Linked DNA regions of Homo sapiens: region 1 is linked to region 2. A link is an interaction called in ENCODE POLR2A ChIA-PET data of the cell type or tissue named here. Cell type or tissue: CD4-positive, alpha-beta T cell. All regions are shown on one strand. Links, peaks and the distances in the headings refer to the core of each region. The heading gives the core; the rest is flanking DNA.

The links. ChIA-PET counts read pairs that join two places held together with the same protein. Peaks named below come from ENCODE experiments on the same cell type or tissue, not always from the same donor. Only the 100,000 strongest peaks of a DNase experiment are listed, where the experiment ranks them.
Region 1: POLR2A ChIA-PET joins it to region 2 with 14 read pairs; 7 of 35 experiments call an interaction of 5 or more read pairs at or near these places.

The regions. Positions count from the first base shown.
Region 1 is chr1:172,375,248-172,385,566 of GRCh38, forward strand. DNM3 (dynamin 3) reads left to right here. Exons shown (of 21, transcript NM_015569.5): 18 at 3,771-3,935. Among named protein-coding and RNA genes, the nearest start is that of C1orf105, 40 kb to the right of the region's middle. In CD4-positive, alpha-beta T cell, for the core only: no CTCF peak of the experiment used is centred there; a DNase peak (open chromatin) is centred at 5,754; H3K4me3 peaks cover 832 bases; H3K27ac peaks cover 1,474 bases.
Region 2 is chr1:172,177,385-172,187,703 of GRCh38, forward strand. The region is part of intron 14 of DNM3 (dynamin 3); the gene reads left to right. Among named protein-coding and RNA genes, the nearest start is that of DNM3OS, 38 kb to the left of the region's middle. RefSeq lists an enhancer at 3,762-3,811. In CD4-positive, alpha-beta T cell, for the core only: no CTCF peak of the experiment used is centred there; DNase peaks (open chromatin) are centred at 3,657, 4,037 and 4,407; H3K4me3 peaks cover 1,096 bases; H3K27ac peaks cover 3,056 bases.

The sequences.
Region 1 (10,319 bases), core at 803-8,802, 200 kb after region 2:
AATTGTTTTATGTCTGTAAGGCATTTCTCATAGGACTATATTTGGTCATCCTGGTAGCTTTTGGAAACACATGTTTTGTCTCACAGTATTTGTAGACCACTGTTGGTGGTGGGGTGAGCATCATCAACACTATCTTAACCCATACCCTTCCAGCCTCATCAAATTAGAAGTGAATGATTGGCAGTGGAGAGAGGTTTTCAGTGAAACCATTCTTGATAATGTAGGGCTGGAAAAATTCACAGGTACGTTACCATGGTAACAGTGTTTTCATCGTGATGACCTGATTTACTAAGAAAAAGTCTTCAAATAAGTCTATGACATGATTAAATAAGAGATTTAAGGAAAGGGAAAAGACAAAAACAAAACACCTGAAAGACATTCCAGTCAAGCCCAGTGCTTCTATAATAGACGCCCCAAGGTATGGTGAGAATTATTTCTGATTCAACACTTTCATTCCCTCACCTGTTAAAGTAGTAAACCTTTAAAAGAAAGCTTTTAAATTAAAATTTTCAGCTACTTGGGAGGCTGAGGCGGGACCATCGCTTAAAGCCAGGAATTTGAGATAAGCCTGGGAAACATAACAAAACCCCATCTCTAAAAAAAAAAAAAAGGCAAAATTAGCTGGGCGTGGCATGTAGTTACAGCTATATGGGAGGATCCCTTGAGTTCAGGGGTTCGAGACTGCAGTGAGCTATGATCACGCCACTGCACTTCAGCCTGGATGACAGGGCAAGACTCTGTCTCTAAAAACAAAAATAATAATAGTAGTTATAAAAATATGTTTTAAATAACTTAAAACTTTATATAACAGCCTGTTTCTTAAATACCATGCAAATAATTTCGGAGAAAGTAAGTTATGGTAATTTTTATAAATGACTTCACATTTACAATGCTGGTGTTTTTATTGGTTAAATTAGATTTCTCAATAGCTATTTTTAAAAACTGCAATAGGAAGGACTGTCTATTGTATTTTTTAGAAACAAGCTGGTTTCTACAATATTATTCACGTTTTTTAAACAGCATCATTGAACCTGCACATAAAAGGTTAAATGTTTGCAGACCATTCTTTTTTGCCTCAAAGATCAGAGACAAATTACTATTTTTATTTTACATTTCCTTGATGAGGATAATGATAAACAGCTGTCATTTCAGTGCTTCAACTGCAAAGAACCTTATTGCAATCCTATAATTTAAACAAAGAAAAAATATAGTCATACACAATATACATACAGAAAAGAGCACAATGGAGAATTTGGTTAGAACTGGGGTTAGAGAAAAGGAAGTGTTGCTCTCTGCAATTACTCACGTAAAAGAAAAATTCCATTTATATGCATTTTTCCCGTTCATCTTAGACATTGGTAGAAGGGGCAGTTTACTGCTTCTTTTTTTCTAAAATGAGGAAATAAATCAAATTTGCATACTGAACTCTGTGACTCCCCATCATGTCCACTGTATTATCAGAATAGTTAAGATTTGCATGTCACTACATGTCTGCAAGTATTTCCAAAAGCTAAGAAGAATTTCAAATTGTTTTACTGATTATTTACTAAAGCCTCTCAATTTTTTTTAATGCTAAGAATTAAACCAGAGTTCTCTATTCACTCTGACACTTTGTTTTCTAATTGCATCTGGTTTCAAAAAGTGAAAGTCAGTGTCTTTTGCTTATTTTGATATGCAAAAAAGTGAAGCATGGTTACATGTTAAGAAAGCTGTAAAATGGGGAAATTTAGTGTTTCTATATGAAAATGTGGATGCTAATATAATTTTCCTGGTGTTTCATATTCCTCGAGGTGAATGTAACAAGTTATTTATTCTGCTTTTCTCCTTTAGCTCAATTATTTATTTTTTATAACTATCAGTACTTTAAGGAATTTTTCTAGAAACTCTCTTTATGTTCTGGTTTCTTAATACCTAAGGAAAAAATTGACTTAAAATAATATTTATCTAACATTTATTGAACAAATTTCAGTTCTCAGAGCTTGAATATATTCTTATATGGGTTGACAATTACGATGATACCCCTGTCCTAAGGTTGTGCTACAGATCTATATAAAGTACATAGCACAGTACCTGGAATACAATATTTGCTCAATAAATGTTCCTGGGAAGTGGTAGTAGGTTTATGCTGAAATGCCATTACCTGGTACTGCTAAACACAACGGCAAAATCTAAAATCCAAGAATGTTTTAGATCAGAGAGACAAATGGAATTGTGTTGTATTCCTAATGGAGGCTTATATTTCTTTATATAGAAGATGTTTTCTTCAGAAAGCTGTAGGTCATCATCTGCTCTCATTGATATATATCATATATATATATATATATATATATATATTTCATAATCACTTTATCATCCTCATTATCATCAAGTTGTAGTAGCTCCTAACTCCTCAACTTGGAATTTCTCTGGTCTGTGCTTTCTCTTACAAGTAGGCTTTCCTGGAGGCCCTAAATGCACTGGAGCCTCAGAAATGTCCTCATACTGTAGTCCCAAATCATGAGGTCATGCTCTCAGGACTGGGAAATGAGTTGAGCATGCATTATTTTAATGTGTTTTTTAGAACAATAGACATTTCTGAGTGACAGAAGCCTATATAAATGATTAGAACCAATTCTATCAATATTGTTGATTTTGTGGCCCATCAATATGCTTTTCACACAAGCATATTGATTCAAAGGAAAGGCTTATCATTTAATATCCAGTAAAGCTATTTAGCACAGTGCTATGCCTAGAACTGATTGGATGATTGAAAATCAAAGTATGTACATTTCCAAAGAAAAGCACTTCGTGTCTACATGGAAGCAATAAATTATTTCCCCATTTTACATTCATAATTAAATCTTTCCAAATGCTAGAAAGTAGCCAGACCACTAACAATAATACCTGTGTCATGTTCTGGGGCTTAGATGGTTCAAGCTGACTTGAAATGGAGACCATTTGTTCTAAATTGATTTCAATGCCAAGCCAATAGGTCAGCCCTTAATGATGAAGAAGCCATTCCAGCTCAGCCTCTGGTGGATAAGCCAACATTAATTAACTCAAGTCTCATAGTATAGGAAACAGATGCTTTTCTCATGTTGCACAAATAAATTCTTTGTGTATAGATGTGTTCTGTTTTATTCAAAGAATAACAAGTTGGAAGTAATAATTGTAAGTTTTTCACAATGGAGCCAGTCTTTAGTAGTGATGACAGAAGCATGAATTTACGTAACAAATTCCAGCAAGTGCATGGAAGAATAAATTATCTTCTATATCTCTTATTTTGGCTTCAGGCAGCCCTACAAAATTTAGCTTTGAATGTGGGAGGATCCAAATGCTGATCCATCCCAGAGCAGACCTAGAAGTGCCAGAACAATACCAAGGTTATTTCTAATCTATAGCTTCCCTGGAGACTCCTCTCAGAGGTTTACATTTGCATCATATGTTTGGATTCAATTCTTTGGCCAGCTTGCAAATGGCTTAAGATTAGATTGTTCTCTGGAGGTATGTTGTTAGGTACACTGTTTATTTGGTTATTCATCTCAACCTTCATTCAGAATTAGAATACTTACTTGCTTTCCCTAGAATGTGGCAGGCTAAAAATTGAGTAATAACGGCAGGTTCCCCCATCTCCTTTCAGAACCAGTGGATGCATAAGATAAAAATGTTACCATCTACTGATATAAACTCCAACTATGCTAATCAGAAGTTGATAATCTGATAACGACTGACATTTTATTTTCTTCTGAGTGAATATGAGATAATCCATGGTTTGTTTTCTCTTCTTTTAGGCTGAAAATGATGAGAATGGACAAGCAGAAAACTTTTCCATGGACCCACAATTGGAGAGGCAAGTGGAGACCATTCGCAACCTCGTAGACTCCTACATGTCCATTATCAACAAATGTATCCGAGATCTAATTCCAAAAACAATAATGCACCTTATGATCAATAACGTAAGTGATTATAAACTACCTCCATTTAACTTCTAACCCATCCGAGTGTGGAAGTTGCACATATTATCTTCAGCTTCTTTGTGTATTTTCTGGATAGTTCAAATAATATTACCCAGGTTCATCATTTTCCATTAGACGTGATATGTGACTGACCAGTGAAAGAGAACTTAGGGAAGAAAACTTAAAACTTCTAGCTATAGGACTGAGGTATTCCCCATTGGCTGTCTTCTAGAAGAGTGTGAGTTTGCTCACAATAAAGCAAAACAAAAACACCATAATCCTGGGCATCATGTAAATTAATTGCAAAACCAGCAAAGAAACCAGATGCCCTGGCTCCTAGACTTTGAGACTAAAGGCAAAGGATATATTTGTTCCTATGCCCATGCGTGTGCATGCATGTGCACACACATATATAAAATATGTTAATATGATTATTTTCAGCTTCTAAAATCTATGGAATGCTATTTTAACCTGGGAAAGGGCTTCTTGCTTTATTCCCTCGGATTAAAAACTCAGTGAATTTTATTTTTCTAAGGTAAGGATGCTATAACCTCAAATCTGAAAATCCTGCTTGACTAGCCATCAATGGGTCTAAATAACCTTTTCAAGGTTATTTATAGTAGTCAGAGTATGATACTTAAATTATGTTTGATTTAGTTCTTTTGGTAGTTAACTTTTTACAGTACAAATAATACCACAAGTTATTTGAGAAATAGTCTTTTAGATAAGATAGGTTATAATGAGGTGTTTTATAGGGGGCTTTTCTGAATCTTGACAAGTGAGACACCAATAATTTTATTCCTAGTTATCTTCTAAGGACATCTTTTTATTTAATCCAATGATAAATTATGAGCATTACTTGTAAGAAATTAAAATTAGATGGCAAAGTACTAAAAAGAGCCCCAAAGTAGAATTTAGGAGAAATCTGGGTTCTAAATCTGGTTCTGCTACAGACTCTGTTGACCTAAGGTGAGTCTCTTTCATGTGTCTGTTTCCTCCATATGTAAAATACTAATTGTAGTAAGTGTATCTGACTTAGGGATTTGTTCCAGAAGATGGTACAAATGAAAGTACTGTGAAAAATATAATTGTAAGAAATTAATATGGCTGCCTATTTAAGAACTGTAAATAGCCCTTGTTCATATTTCATGGTTAATTTCAAAATTTTATTTCTAAATACGACAGTCCGTTCATTGTCCATGATCTCTGCATTCCTTGACTGTAAGCAACCCCAAGCACTCATGTGAACAATCTTATTTTTAACTAACACTATTTTCATACACGTATGTATTCAAACAAGGTTAGCTGGATGCTTTGAAGAATCAGCAACAGGTAAGCAATAAATTAGAAATGTGGGAACTATGAATTGTATTCTTTTGACCAATGGCTTTCTGTGTAACCTAAAGCAAATCATTTCGCCCCTTTGAGTTGAAGTCAGTTTCTTCTAAAACTACAGTGAGGTACCTCACAGAGCCATCAGAGATTATAATAAAAGTGGCTATAAGCCATTTAGAAAAATATAAAGTACTAAACAAATAGTCTGTGTATTTTTAAAATTACCTTCTTCATTTACTTAAATGAATTCAGGTTGTTTTGCTGTGGTATATCCAGGCACTTGCTTATTTAAACATTTTCCTGATTAAGGATCATTTATCTTTTCACTGTTTCACCGAGAGTCATTAGTGCTGCCATCAGTTCAAACGCTGCTTTGCTCTGCACTATATTAAATCATCAGCACAGGAAATAGCACTTCCTGCCTATAGCTGTGAGGAGTAGCTTGACACAAATTAGCTAAAAGGAAAAAAAAAAAAAACAAAAAACCCCTATTGCAAATCTATCCTACTTTCACCTTCTCAAGAAAAACATACACACATGCACACACATATGCGCACACACACACACACACACACTGAAAGAAAGAAAGAAAGAAATGCAGGGGTAGTTTCCCTCACTCTTCACTGGTGTGTTTTCTTGTTTTAATGAAATGGCTAAACCTCCACCTACAGGATATTATCCTCGGAGGTAAAGTTCTGATAGTTGTCTTGAGAGAGACCTCACATAAGAGTCGTGAGAAAGGAGACTTCAATTAAGATCTGATCACCAAGGTCAAATCTTGAAGTAAAAACTAATAGGAATGTGGAGAAGGCGAAAGTATCATGTAGTGCTGAATTCTTATGAAATTGTGGCTTTGTTTGAAATTTAACTTTTTGTATCTACCAGAAGTTAGTTTTACATATCTAGAATGACTGCTTTTCTTGGGTATTATTTTATGTGCTTTTTAAACATATATAAAAAGGTATAGTTTTATATATAATACATATATTTTAAAATTATATATGTATAATTCTATATATGAAAAATATATATCTCTTTTATTAATGTAGTCATATTGTCGTGGCATCTTATTGTACAGAATGCCCAAGCCTATTTTGTTCATTCCACACGTGACCTGTTGAGTCCAAGGAAACTGAAACAGTGAACACCCAGCACTGTGCCATCTAGATGTATTGATTTTTTAACTTGATTCAAAGTGAAGAGATCTTCAAATGAAAGAACTAATAATAAAATCACAACGAGAAAACTAGTCTTTTGACTCCTAATTCTAAATTCTATTCACTTAACCCTGCTGCATCTTTAAATGAGTTTGGATCAAAAAGCTAATTGTTCCTCCAGAATCAATAAATGCCTAAAACACGGTCCTCTATTTCTTCCTGGTCTATCAAAAGCGGTGTTCTGGCCTTTCCTCTTTGAAATGGGAATGAAAAAGAATATGTTTCGGCCTTCTGAAAAAGAATATGTTTCAGCCAACATTCATAAAGTTCAGAATTTGGTGGGCAGTTTCCTTTGAAAGTTTACATTAAGTGTTCTGCCACTCAAATCTCCATATGGAATTGTTTAAGAAGTTTAAAGCCTAGCAATAAATGCCTTGCCTCAGACATACTGTAAGCCTTTGTCTATTGAAATGCAGCAGCTGTTTCATTACTTAAACATACCAGGTAACAGCAGCACAAAGAAATAGCAAGTTTATGACAGACGGTCTTTCTGGACAGGCTACAGTCAAAGCAGCAGAGTTTTGCTCAGGACTTTAAAGCTAACACACACATAACACCCCATGGTAAGCCCATTTGGATGGCCTCTTCTCTGTAGCTCACCCCACCAGAAGTTCTCCATCAAAGAATGAAGTGGATCCAGCTTTATTCTAAAAATGTGTTCGGTGTGGCAAAGTGGCACATAATTCTGTTTGAACCTGTCAGCCAACCACATGTTGGATACCCATTATTTTCCACAGCTTATAAATGAAGAAATTGAGGTTCTGAGACATTGACTTGCCCAAGATCACACAGCTGGGGGTGGCAGAGTTAAGACTGAAATCCAAGTCTTCTCACTCATAGTCTGATGTTCTCACCATTTGAACATTGGATAATGCACGTGACAGGGTTAGGAAACTCTAAGTCAGCCCTCTCCAACTAGAGGACTCCTACCCCCACAGGGTATTCATGAGTTATTTTCCCAGACAGTTAATTTTACTTGAAGATTTAATTAGGATTTGTTTGAAGGTGAGAAGCAATGTTTGAAATCTTTCTCATATTTAAGCAAACCCAGATAATACAAAAGAGAATGTAAACGTTCTTAGGAATTTTTAAAAAAACCAAATTTGAAACATAGAGCCATTTCACACTGGAGTGTGTGCTGTAGCCTGCGCCCCTGGACCCCTCTGGAGGTCCACATTTACTCTCCTTGGCCATTGGCATTTTGGTGGAAAATTAGTAACATGTGCCCTAGTTTCAAAACTTACTGTAACTTTAATGCGTATGAAGTAAAGTGTTATTTTAAATGTTCATTATTTTAGGGGAAAGTACATCTTAAATACCAGAGCTTTATCCTGGCATTTAAAGCACTGATTTGTTTCCACCAGCCAGGAATTCAGCACACTGCTCAAGAAAAAGATCACGACTAGGACTCCCTAAGTCCCACTCTCTTCTCCCCTGCCCCCACCTCCCATCATTGCTCCCCGCCAAGGCTAACACTCTTCTGCTTTCTTAAATTGTAGATTAGTTTTGCCTGTTTTTGCACTTGGGAATCATATACTATACGCCTTTTGTGTCTAACTTCTTTTCCTTAACATTACATTTGTGAGTCAAAGGATGTTACTTTTTAAAGCAGGAAAACTTCCTTGGTCTTTAGCAGAATTAAATCCCTGGGAAAAGGAAAGGAGGACTAAGCAGATGTGAGAGAATTGTGAGATCTCAAAGATCACAAAATTCTAACCAAGCCCCCTCCCCAAAACTAAACAAAATTAAACTTCTCAATTGAATTTTAATACATGTATTGTGTGAATGAGAGGCATCACCGTGTTCCGTACTGTGACCCTCCAATTCTAGAAACAAAGAGATTTTAAGGAAATGGTCTCCTTGGTAACTGAACTGTAGGAAACTGTAGGAAAACCCTAGAAATGTCTCTTCTATTTGTGAAGGGTTTAAAATGGTCTCAGTCATAGAAAAGAAGGTTTAAGATCCAAACATATTACGGGTTGCTAGAGAAGGGTTAAAGTAAGAGAGGAAAACATGTGGAACATTTTTAATGACCTCACATTCCTTTACACTGAGCAGAGCGACATGGTGCAGTAATGCCTGTTTATCTAGCCTAGAGAGTTTGAGCTGGAATGAGGTTTCATGTGTGAGAACTTTTACAAACCATACAGAGATGTATAGGTTATAAGGTGTTATAATTAAAAACATAAATATTATTTCAGATCTCAAATTTAAGTATAATCACTTTGTTATGTTAGGTGAAGTATTTTCTAAATGCTATCATCTAAAAGGGATTCACTTGACCCCTGATTGTCATGCAGAATTCTTGATTTAAATATTTGTACCAGATTTAAATGTCTGTATACCACTGGCATACAGACTTCCCAGAAAGTCCCTGAAGTGTCTGGAAACTCCCGGAAGTCCCCCTACCTTCATTCCAAACTCCAATTTTAGTGTCACAAAGCTAGGTTAGCAGAAGGAGAGAAGAGTATCTCTAAAATTTTGCTTAAATGCAAAATAAAAAATGTTAACCTCTATGCCCTATTTAACTATGTCGCTTGATACCTGTACTGTTGCAACAGCTGTCTATTGTTCTCCTGTCTCGATGTACCTAATGCCAATGTAGCCTATAGACAGTAAAAATCACAGCATTTTTTGGAAGGGGCACTAACTGTGTGCTGGGCATCATGCTAGACAACTTGTATTCATTCCTTCCTTTAATCCTCACAATACTTGAGGTAGCTCTACCCTCATTTCACAGATGAGGAACCTGAGACTCAAACAGTTTACATTATTTGCCCAAGAACAGTAAGTGTTAGAACTAGAACTTAAATCCACAGCCTATGCTCTGAATCCACTGTATTGCACAGTAGGCAAGTTCCAGTGTGTCATAATTGCTGTGGAAGATTCAAGGCACATCTTTGGTCAGAATGCTGAAACAGGCCCTTATTTTGCTTCATGGTTTGACAGTTGATTCTTAATTCAGCTCTGCTTTAAATCTATTCTTGGAAGAATCTTCTTTTAAATTGTATTTAATAGATTCTAAGTGATATTCCAGTAATATGTAAAGTTTCTAAAGAGCTTAACCCAACCAATGGTCAATGCCAGGAAAATTGTCTGGTTTTGAGTTTTGAATTGCACCATGCATCCAACTGCATATACATACCCAACAGTGGGAGATTTGTGCAAATATCCATGATTCCCTGCATACCTGCAAGTACATTTAGAAGTGAATGCGTCTGTAAGGAAGGGAATGAAATATTCCTAAAGCCAAATTTGCTGCCTTCCCTCTAAATCTGACTTTCTTTTCTGATGTTTGAGTTTCTATTCTCCTACTCATCCAAATGTCAATGCTTGAGATGTCTTTGGTTGTTCCTTTCTTCCTTGCCCTTCACATCCCAACAGCACCAAGTTCAGTTCATTATTCCCTTATAATGTCATTGTATGTATCCATTTTTTATACTACTGCGTTATTAAATGAAACATTTACCATCTTATGAACGATCTACAATAGCCTTCTAACAGATTTCTTTATTTTCACTACCACCCTTGCAAAGTCTTTTTCAATGTTAGCCAGATTAATTTTCCTAAAACTCTCTTTTATTGTTTCACTTACTTGCTTAAACGCTTTCGCTGGCCCCTCATTGCCAAGCAAATAAAGTTCAAACACTTTTCCTTGGCATTCAAGGCCTTCGCATCTGCCTCAGGATTCCTGGCCAAACTTACCTTCCACAACTATCGTGCATAAACCTCTACTCCACAGAGGGTTTCCTAAATACATCTTGTGTATTAGATTACTTTCACCTTTGAATCACTCTTGGTTTACAAAATATGTACAGAAAACACTTTATTT
Region 2 (10,319 bases), core at 1,184-9,183:
ATCATAGCTATGTATGTATGGGAAAAAAGACATGGTATATTTAGGGTTTGTTACAATTCAAGGTTTTGGACATCCACTGTGGATCTTGGAATGTATCCCCTACACATAAGGGGAAGTGGGGGCGCTACTGTACTTTCTAAAACCAAGTTGGATAATTGAAAATGTTGAGAAAGAAGTTTAGGATAAAGGACTTCATTACCTGCCTTGTGGGGGCTTAGAAATGTAAGATAACTAAGAGACAAAATTACGGGATGAGAGTAAGAGTTAGGGATGAGACAATAGGAGTAAGGGAAGTAATGTTAAAAGATACCTAACTGTGTGTTATAAAGCACTTTGGCTCTGAGTGGACTTATAGCCAACCCAGGGGAAATGCTAACAGTGATGTGGTTTTGGTATCCATAAGACAAACACAATCTGAGAGAAATGTCTCCATTGGATCTTCCTAAAGGTCATGCACATCCTCAGTATTATCCTGTGGTAAATACTATATTTTATAGGGTTTTTTTCCCTTAATGTGCCCAATGAATATACAGTCATACATTGCTTAACGATATAATTATATTCTAAAAGTTGTGTTATCAGGCGCTTTCTTTGTTGTCCAAACATCATAGAGTGTTCTTACACAAAGCTAGATGGTCTAGCCCACTACATGCCTAGGCTGTTTGTTTTGTTCCTAGATTACAAACCTGTAAAGCCTGTTTCTGTACTGGATACTGTAGGCAATTGTAACACTGTGCTAAGTATTAGTGTATCTAAACATATCTAAACAGAGGAAAAGCTACAGTAATAATACTGTCATATAATCTTATGAGACCACTGTCATTGAAGGTGTGGTCTCTTCTCAACTAAAATGTGGTTATGTGGCATATGGCTGTAATAAGAAGAAGAAAAAAATCCAATTCCAATCCATCCAACACACTGGTGTTAAAAAATAAACTTAAATCTTAAGAAAGTGTCCAGAGATTGATTTTTCCATTGAGAGTAATTTATTCATTTATTTAAAAATATTTATTGAGTATTTATTATGTACTTGAGTCTGTATAATTCTGAGAGTACAGTAGTAAATTTTTTACATATATGAAGTGAAGATGACTGGAGAGGGGAGTAGGAGGTTGATGTGTAAGTCAGAGAATCCACAAGTAAGGAAGGGATAGGAATGAACATAGATGAAGCAGTTAAAAGAAGCAAGGTAGTAAGATAGTGCATGCCGTGATGATGAAGAGAGGGAGAGAGACAGAGAGAAAGGGTGTGCAAGAGATACAGCAAGAGAGCAAAACAGAGAGAGAAAGAGAGACAGAGAATGGACCCTGGTTTACTTCAACTTCAAGCTGATGTTACAGAGATATCAATGAAAGGAAGAAAGAGTAAGTCACTGGGTTTGATTATTAGTTGATCATCAGTGATCTTTAGGATTTCATTGTCAATACAATGGTAAAGACAGAAGCTAGATTGCAGGGGGTTAAGGGGTCACCTTATGGAGATGAAATAGAATAAGTCTTATTCCAGCTCCATGGGCATGTCTCTATCGCTTTATGTCTCAGTCCATAAAATAGAGCAAAAATGGTGATCCTCCTCTAGTCTAAAATATAAGGAATGCTTTGAACTGCTGGGTGAGCTAATACTCTAAAGCCAGGGCGGTGATAGTAGTTATCTGTGTGTACTTTGAATGAAACTGGACTTAGAATGCTGAGCTAGTTGTTTTGTGGAGCCTACTTTCAGAATGTCACCTCTAATTTTGCATTCATGAAAAGCATTCTCCTGCCTGGACTAGAATCCAAAAATTTTTTGTTTATTATTAGTGGTGACTGATTGTCATTTGTGGACTGTGATCTACATGTAATGAAGTGGAATTTGGCCACTGGTTGTGTTGCAAAGCTTTTCTGAGTAGTGTTATTGCATCTTAGTTTTGACAAAGTTTGTTACTCCCACTAGTATTTAACTGGTATTAAATTCAAGATTATATTTTCATAATGTTGTTTGGAAACCAAAAGAAAATAATTGGTATGAACGTGCTTTGAAAAGTTAAAGGATTATATAAGTATTAATTATAATTATCATTAAAGTGATTTAATAGAAGTATTATTCTACTAAAATAAAATAAGAACTGCTAAATTCAAGATGTCATTGAGAAGAGGGGAGAAGTTTTTTTTGCTATGGTTTATTTCAGCTTCTGTATAACTTACATGGACTTTCTAAGAAAAATGTATACAGGCAATATTTATAAATATGTGTGTATATTTTAATGATGCTATGCCGGATCATTTCTGCTTGGATTATTTGTGGCCTTATTTAATTCTGGACTTATTTTCCAGCATAGTTTTGGGAATACAGATTCAATAATTTTTAGATATAACCAATAAGTACTGGGTGACTACTCTGTAAAAGCACTTCTTCATATCTCACATTTTAATCTTCACAATAGCTTCATCAGAGCAGGTGTTATTACTTTTTTATGTATTAAAAAACTAAGGCTCTGAGAGGTTAATTAGATTTTCGCCCATGGCGTACATAGCAGGGATTAGACGACTAGAACCCTACCATTAGTAGATAATAAGCTCAGGTGGTGAAAATCAATTAGCTTCAGTAAAGCCTAATTGTATCTGTAAATATGTTACAAATATCATACCGTGTCTCTGAGTTCTGAGTCAAATTTGCAGTGTTTTTGAAGCAGCATTGCCTTCTGTTACCTGGCTGCTCTTGTATAGTTTAGCATGAATGCATGGCAGTTTGCCCTGTAGGAACAAATCTAGTCTATGTGGATATACTATCATGATTCAGTTAGGTCTCAAGATCAGTAAATTAATTTATGTAAAGAATAAGATACTATGTATTTCGGTTTTTCAATACAGAACCATGAGTAGGAGAGTTTGTATGTTTACTGCATGCTAACCAACACTTGTTTGTTCTTTATGGTTTACCAATTTCACTCGTTAGATCCTGACTTTTACCCTGTATCGTAGATAGGGCTGAGATTATGCACCTCATTTTACTCACAAGGAAACTAAAGCCAAAGAACAGTGTGTGATTTTCTCAGTAGCCTTCAAATATATTGGCCTAGAAAATATTCTGATAGATAAATAGTCTAAGGACAAGTGGATTCATTGTAATATCTGCAATGCATTTTATTTCTTATATAATTAAGAGCTTACTGCTAGAATACAGTGTGATTTAGGTAAAACTTCTCAACATATAGCATACTTGAGGGAAAACAGAAGATCATAAAAAGTTTCCTTCTTTTATTGCAGGAATAGCATATGATTTATTTGAAGCCTAATTATTTTCCAGAGGAATGCTCTACATGTTTCCAATAGCTGTTTTGTGTTTCTGTAGAGGGTTAGAGGAGAAGCTGCCAGTTTCCTCCCAATACTGATGTTGCAAATCTCAGAACTTTAATCTGGAACACTCTCCTCTGTTATGTATATGTATGAAAATTTGCCCTACCTATTACCTTACTTTGGCATGTGGCATTTACTTGTGAAAAATGTCACAATATCTAATAGTTTATTTCCTACTCATGGATATAAGGCAAAATAACATTAAACAAGAATAAATATCTGTTTACCAACATTTAAATGATAGTTCTTTTGTTGTCAACTGGCAAGTACGGAGCACTTACCAAGTGCCGCCACTCCGCTGGGCTCTGGGGAACACAGCTCTTCCTTAGCTGAGCTCATAATCTGGACTGTGAGGCCTACACATCAGGGCAGAAAGCTTCTAGTTTCACTTTTCATATAGTAATTTTGAAAGCATAAGAGGCTTTGCAAAACATCTTTTAAAATAAAGATGCTTCTCCACCATCTCTAAGATAAGTTGGTTCTTTTTGGCAAAGGTGATTTTAATTGTTAGTACATTTCCAAGACAAGAAATGCAATCTGTTGACACGCCCTTCAAAATAATCAGATGAAAACAAGGAACACAAATATGTCCAGCCCTGAACTCTTCATTTTTCCTCTTGATGAATCCTTTCTTATGCTTTAAAACACTTGAGTTTACACACACACACACACACACACACACACACACACACACATATTTCTGGTAGGCGTGGAGATATATATCTATATATATCTTGCTATTAGGGCAATTCCCTGAAAGATTACACTACCTTCTTTATGCATAACGTCAATGCCTGATATTAAACAGAAACGAACTATGTGACTATGCTTTCCTTTTTAAATATGTGAACGTATTTCTCTACAGAGTTGTTTTGTAGCCGTATTGCTACTAAACTGGTGCCCAGCTCCAGGCCTGCAGACTGCTGACACACAATTAATCTCACAAATTTATGAATGCCAAAGCATGGAGCAAAATGAAAACAACTGGGGGAATGTTTAAGGGAAATAATTGGACTGTATCCAGATGTGCATGTGTAAAACATCACCACTTAACTCCTCCCCCATATCCTGTCTGAAGACAGGGTTTTTTTTTTTTTTTTTGAAAATAAACTGGGGTTATTTGAAAGAAGTTGTGGTCTCTGACTAAAACTGAATAAGCAAGGCCAGGCTGGCCATAATTCTGTGTGTTCTTGTATTTTTGTTTCTTAATTAACTCATTAGGTGCTGATGAATCAATCTGCCTCATGTCTGTTTTTGGTGGGTGTTGCCACAACTTTATGAACTCTATTTAAAGATAATATGTAAGGGGTTTCAAGACTGATAGTCGATTTCTTTGAGTTTTTGGTTATAACGAACTGGAACTTTTTACTATTAGAAATAGGCAACATTATTGTAGTGTGAAGGTCATCAAGCTGGGACGTGAAGTCTGGTCAAGAGGAAAAAAATGTGACAACATTTTATAGTTTTTTTTTTTTTAACAGTCTGTCCAAGATCAGTTAGGGGAAACAAACAAACAAAAAAACGATTTCTCTAAGATGCTTAACTCACTAGATAAAGCATAAAAATGGAGATAATAATGTTGAGTTTGTGTGCATGAAATTAATTTAGGATCTGGCATCACTGGGATATGAGAAGCTAGAGGACAGGGTGCTCTGAAGAAATATTTTGCAGGTTGATGTCTAACCATCATTACATACCTTAAATGGTACTAGAGATGAAGTAATAAAACACACTTTTTCCCTCAAATGCAAATATTTCCTCAAAAACAAGATAACCAAGTCCAGCAATAAATCCAACTCATTTCAATAAAATGTTCTCCACAGACTTGCTTTTCTCCTACTCTGTTTAAGGACAAAAATAAAGATGAAATGAATTGCAATGAACCTGCTCAGAGGTACTCACTAAAGTGGAGCATAGAGAGGCCTTCTGCTCTGCATGCCCCTCCCTCTATCTGCATTGTCCTCAGAGACTGCCTGAAAATTCAAATTCTGGGCCTCATTAGGCACAGAGTCCTAAGATTGTGTTTCTGTTTTTATTCAAAGAGAGAAAACAAAAGTAGAAAAAGTTGAATACCCAATCTTTTATACCATTGCAGGAAGGCTTAAGGACCCCAATCGTCAGTTTTCCTGCAATTGGTGACTTCAATATGAGAATAGTATCAGCACTTTATTTTGAGAGTAAGTATTGATAATGTAGTATCATTCCAATTGTGCAGGTAATTATTTAAAGTCCAATTTTAATAATCATGACAACTGAGTATAGTTTCTATCAAAAAAAATTTCTTAGTTCCTTTACCAAGAACTGGTAAAAAGGCAACTTTTTAACTAAAGGGAGCTAGGTACAGAAAGGCACTGTCCTGTCCCAGACGCCAAAAGTTTAGTGGGAAGTGATGGCCATAGAGAGGGAAAGGGGATGAGAAGATCACTGGTTTCAGTATTAATACAGATATGCACATACAGCACCATCTCTAGATCATGCCTGTTATTCTCCATATCGTCTCCACATACTACCCAATAGAGATATATTTTATTTAGCCAGTTTTGGTTTCAAACACAAATAATTTCTGGGAAAGTTCAATATATTGGTTTCACACACTTTATGGATATAATATCATGATGTTGAAAATATTCTATATTATACAAAGTTTTTTTAACACAAATTAAATTTTGATGTCATAAGTGAAGACTTGGCAAATAAATACTAAGAATTATCTGTGTACCAGTATAAGGAAAATACAGTGATTCTGGGTTTCAAAACCCAAATACACTGAAACATTGTGGAGTTTTTAAAGTAAGGAATGTGCTTGGTCTGGCAGATGATAAAACATGTTAGTTGCTTAAAATTATTGCCAATTATTTTGGTAAATACATTCAAACTTTTTTAAATTTTTTTATTTTTTGTGATAGGGTCTCACCCTGTCACCCAGGCTGGAGTGCAGTGATGCAATCATGGCTTACTGCAGCCTCCACCTCCTGGGCCCAAGCAATGCTCCCACCTCAGCCTCCTGAGTAGCTAGGACTACAGGGTTGCACCACCATGCCCAGCTAATTTTTTTTTTTTTTTTTTTTTTTTTTTTTTGTAGAAACAGGGTTTCACCAGGCTGATTTTGAACTCCTGGGCTCAAGTGTTCCTTCTGCCTTAGCCTCCCAAAGTGCTGGGATTACAGGCATGAGCCAATACACCTGGCTTCAAAGTTTTTTTTTTTTTCTAGAGAATCAGCAGTGTAATAGAAATTAATATTCTAGTACTCAAAACAACAGCAATCATAACAATAATAGCAAAATCTATGTTCTTGGCTCAGTTACACTCAAGTAATAGCTTGACCTTGGATTAGTTGCTTTATCTCAATTTTATTTCTGCAAAGTAGCGTGAGGATCCCTATCCTGCTCACCTCACAAGTTGTGAAGTTCATTAGGTTTATTGTTGCAATGTTTTCTAAATCTTCTCATTAAATGATGTTAAAACCTACTAAGAACTCAAACAATCCCAGACACACTGATGGAGAATTTAGATATGTAGTCTGAATATAGCATCAGACAACCTGAACTGTTAAACAAGCAAAGAAAATTATCACAAAATAAACATGGAAAATATCATTACATTGACCACCATTTAAATTGCACAGTTCTTGTAAGACATACCCACTACATAAAATAAAACCCATCTGCAGAGACACAGCAGTTTTTCTGCAGTTGGGAGTTGGTGATTGAAAAGTAGGAATTTGAAATTAATTTTTTTTAGAAATTGAGAAATTTTATCCTCCCTTCTAAACAATGACCCTCAACACAGTAATGAGCAGCACAATCTGGAGGGTATGGTAATATCCCAGAATATGTCCCCAGGCTAGGTGCTCAGGGCCTAACTTGCCTTTTTAAGAAATTCATTGTTTCTGTTGAATGTTGCTCTCTTCATATTGTCTACTTTAAAAGACAAATACTTCTGGGATGTGTAAGCCCAGGAATGGGAAAGGAGGAAAAATCATCTTAGAGTTTATTAAGTACGGAATCTGACCCATGGACTTGATATGTGCATTCTCATTGCAGACTTGGGTTTGGGGTTTTACAAATGTAGAATCCAAATATTAGAGAAGTTCATCGCTTTCCTGTCACCCTCTTAAGGGAATGAACTGTGTAGCTGAGATTTGATCCCCTAGTTGGTCTGCCAGCAAGCCCATGTTCTTTCTTTTGCACACCCTATACCATATAATAAATTAATTCATGAGATGCTGTCTTTGTAACAGCTGAGAATTGGAACACTAAGAGAGCATCGAACATCTGGAATAGAAGTAAAGTGATTTGGAAAAAAAAAGGGAGGCTGGAAACTTAGTCAACACATAGGGGCAGCTCCTCTCACTCAGTGTTCATGCTGGGTCCTGAAGATAAGTAGGTTTTGCTCTTTGCCTCAGTGGTCTTTGACGGACTCTGGGTACTAAAGCTAAGATGGAATTGAGGGAAGCTCCTAATGCCTCCTTTATTTGCATCGGCAGTGAGATTGAAAGAGGCCCCTTCAGTGTGTGAATACCTGAAATTAAAGACTAGAAATATGCATTTAGACTGTTTACTTTAGGTTTCCTGTTTACATTTGTTCCAATTTTATTCTCTCACTGGGGAGTAGAATTGGAATGCAGAGAAAAAGGGGTGAGCACAAGACAAAGGGAAGTGAAACTCAATTTTGAAAGCAGAACCATTTTTACATTTAAGTTGAACTGTGGTTTTAAAACATTTAGCTCTCTATTGGAAACCATTGTGGGTGGGGTGCATTTGTAACAGAGCTTCACCTAATTCATTCTATATGCTTGGCAGAGGAAAGGCTGAAATCAGAGCCAAATTCCAAAGAGCCTCTGAGGGAAGCAAGGTCACACTCTATTCAGAATTATATAGCAACCTGGCCTAAACAGAAGATTTTTAATGTGTTTGTGCACTTAGGAATCATTTTTCTAGACTTTGGTAATTGTTTATCCATTTTGTGAAGTTCTATTGTAAATGTATTGCAAACACTGCTTCATAGCTAGATAAGAACAACTGCTGAATAATCTAAGTCAACTAAGTTTATTTCATAGCTGGTTTTGAAACTGGGAATAAAATAATATAGAAGGGTTTATTGATTAGTTCCACTGTCATAATAAGCCTGGAGAAATGTCTTAGGAGCCACATTTTGACTTTTTTGTCTGACGAATTTGGCCCATCCTCAAATAAAAATTGTTTTTTAATTCCAAGCAGTCATATTATGAACAGTTGTTATATTTTACATTGTTTTATAATTGGTCTCCTGCATGATAAAACTCATTTGCAAGGCAGAAAGGCAAAAATGTGAGAAGCAAGAAACCAATTTATTGTTAATCAATAATTACAATAAAAATGGGAATAAGGAGAAATGTGATTTTAACTCACTTCCTGGGAAGACATTCCAGAGTTTGGGGGATGACAGAACATCTTTTGGGTGCTTAGGGACCAAAAGGGAGTGAGGACTTCAGACTTTGAAGTTATTTTTGCTTACGACCAACCAACTTTACCTCAAAGTGCAGAGTGCTTAAAAGTTAATTTAAACGTCGGTTACAAATTCCAAGAAATGTGGAGATATAACCCAGAAAGGCAACATGACCTAGAGAGCTGAACAAGGGTTTGGGAATGTGGACTTGGTTGTTAACCCTGTGTCAGTTGCTGTTTTTTTTTTTAACTTTGTAATGATGAAATGCAGTTTCCATTCTCCTGACCACCTTAAGGTAGTACCAATCGTGGGTAAAATAATATAGAAGAGATATAATATAAAAGGGGAAATAATTTAGAAGGACAATGCTGTCCCCCCCTTTTGAAGATGACATGGATTTAGAGCAAAGTTTTGGTTATTTTTGAGAGGTCCAGAATCCAGGCATCTGCCTCTTTTGATACAAAGGCTGCTACTTCTTGCTTCTTCAAGGGACTTCTCACCCTCTATTGATGGTCAGCCCCCTCTCACTGAAGGAATCAGAATCAATTGGTGATAGAAAGTTTTGAGAGCATCATTTGCCAGCCTGGAAGTATTTTTCATCTCTACCAGTTGTTCTTTAACTTTTTGAAGTTCTGTAAACATTTAAGAACATCGTAGGAGTTATAGATGTTTTCCTTAGGCTATTGCACACATTCACAGATTGATTTCTGAAGACTCCCCCATCTTGAAGATTGTTCATGGATCATGGGTTGTGAACCCTAGCTATGGAGGGTTTGTGTCTCTAAGCTCTGAAAACCTCACCATCCAGGTTGTCCTCTCTGAGAAGCTACTCTCCATGGCCGAGTCACCTTAATGTTGAAAGGAAATATCTTTGCACATGATTTGTTCTCTTCTTATTCTGCCTGCCTCTTAAGTGTCAGAAGACCTCCCTGGAGGGAACCTCACAACTTTATGTCATTACTTTTTCCAAGGCTCACTTGTAGGTTTGGGAAGGTTTTCTTTTCTCCCTCTTTTCTTTGCATGAGAGTCTGTCCCATCTGCCTTTTCCCACCAGCAGTCCAGAGTGATCACTCTCAGATTTTTCACACCACTTACGCTTTGTATCAGCAATATGATATTCATTTTTCTCTCTTTTGGTTTATTTGTAAATTAATTTTTACTATAAAATATTTTAATACATATATAAATGGAGAATAGAAATAACACCCATTTTAATACAATCTTAGCATTATAATATACTTGCATCAGATTCTTTAGAATGGTAATTACAGTTACACAGTGAAGATCTTCACTGCCTCTGCCCTGAGCCCTTCTTTTCTTCCCTCCCTGGTAGTAAGTGCTGTTCTTTCCAAACGTGGTTCATCCTTTACTTTTAAAAATTATTCTTCTGGGTATAGACCTGATCTATTCAATGAGACTATATTTTCTTGAGAATGGATAGTAGCCTTATTTTTGTTTTTGTTTGTCTTCAGTGCTCAGGGGTCCTTAATATGTGACAGCAGATGCATGGAGGTGGGGTTGCGTGGCACTTGTGCCTCCTCATTTTAAGGTTCTTCT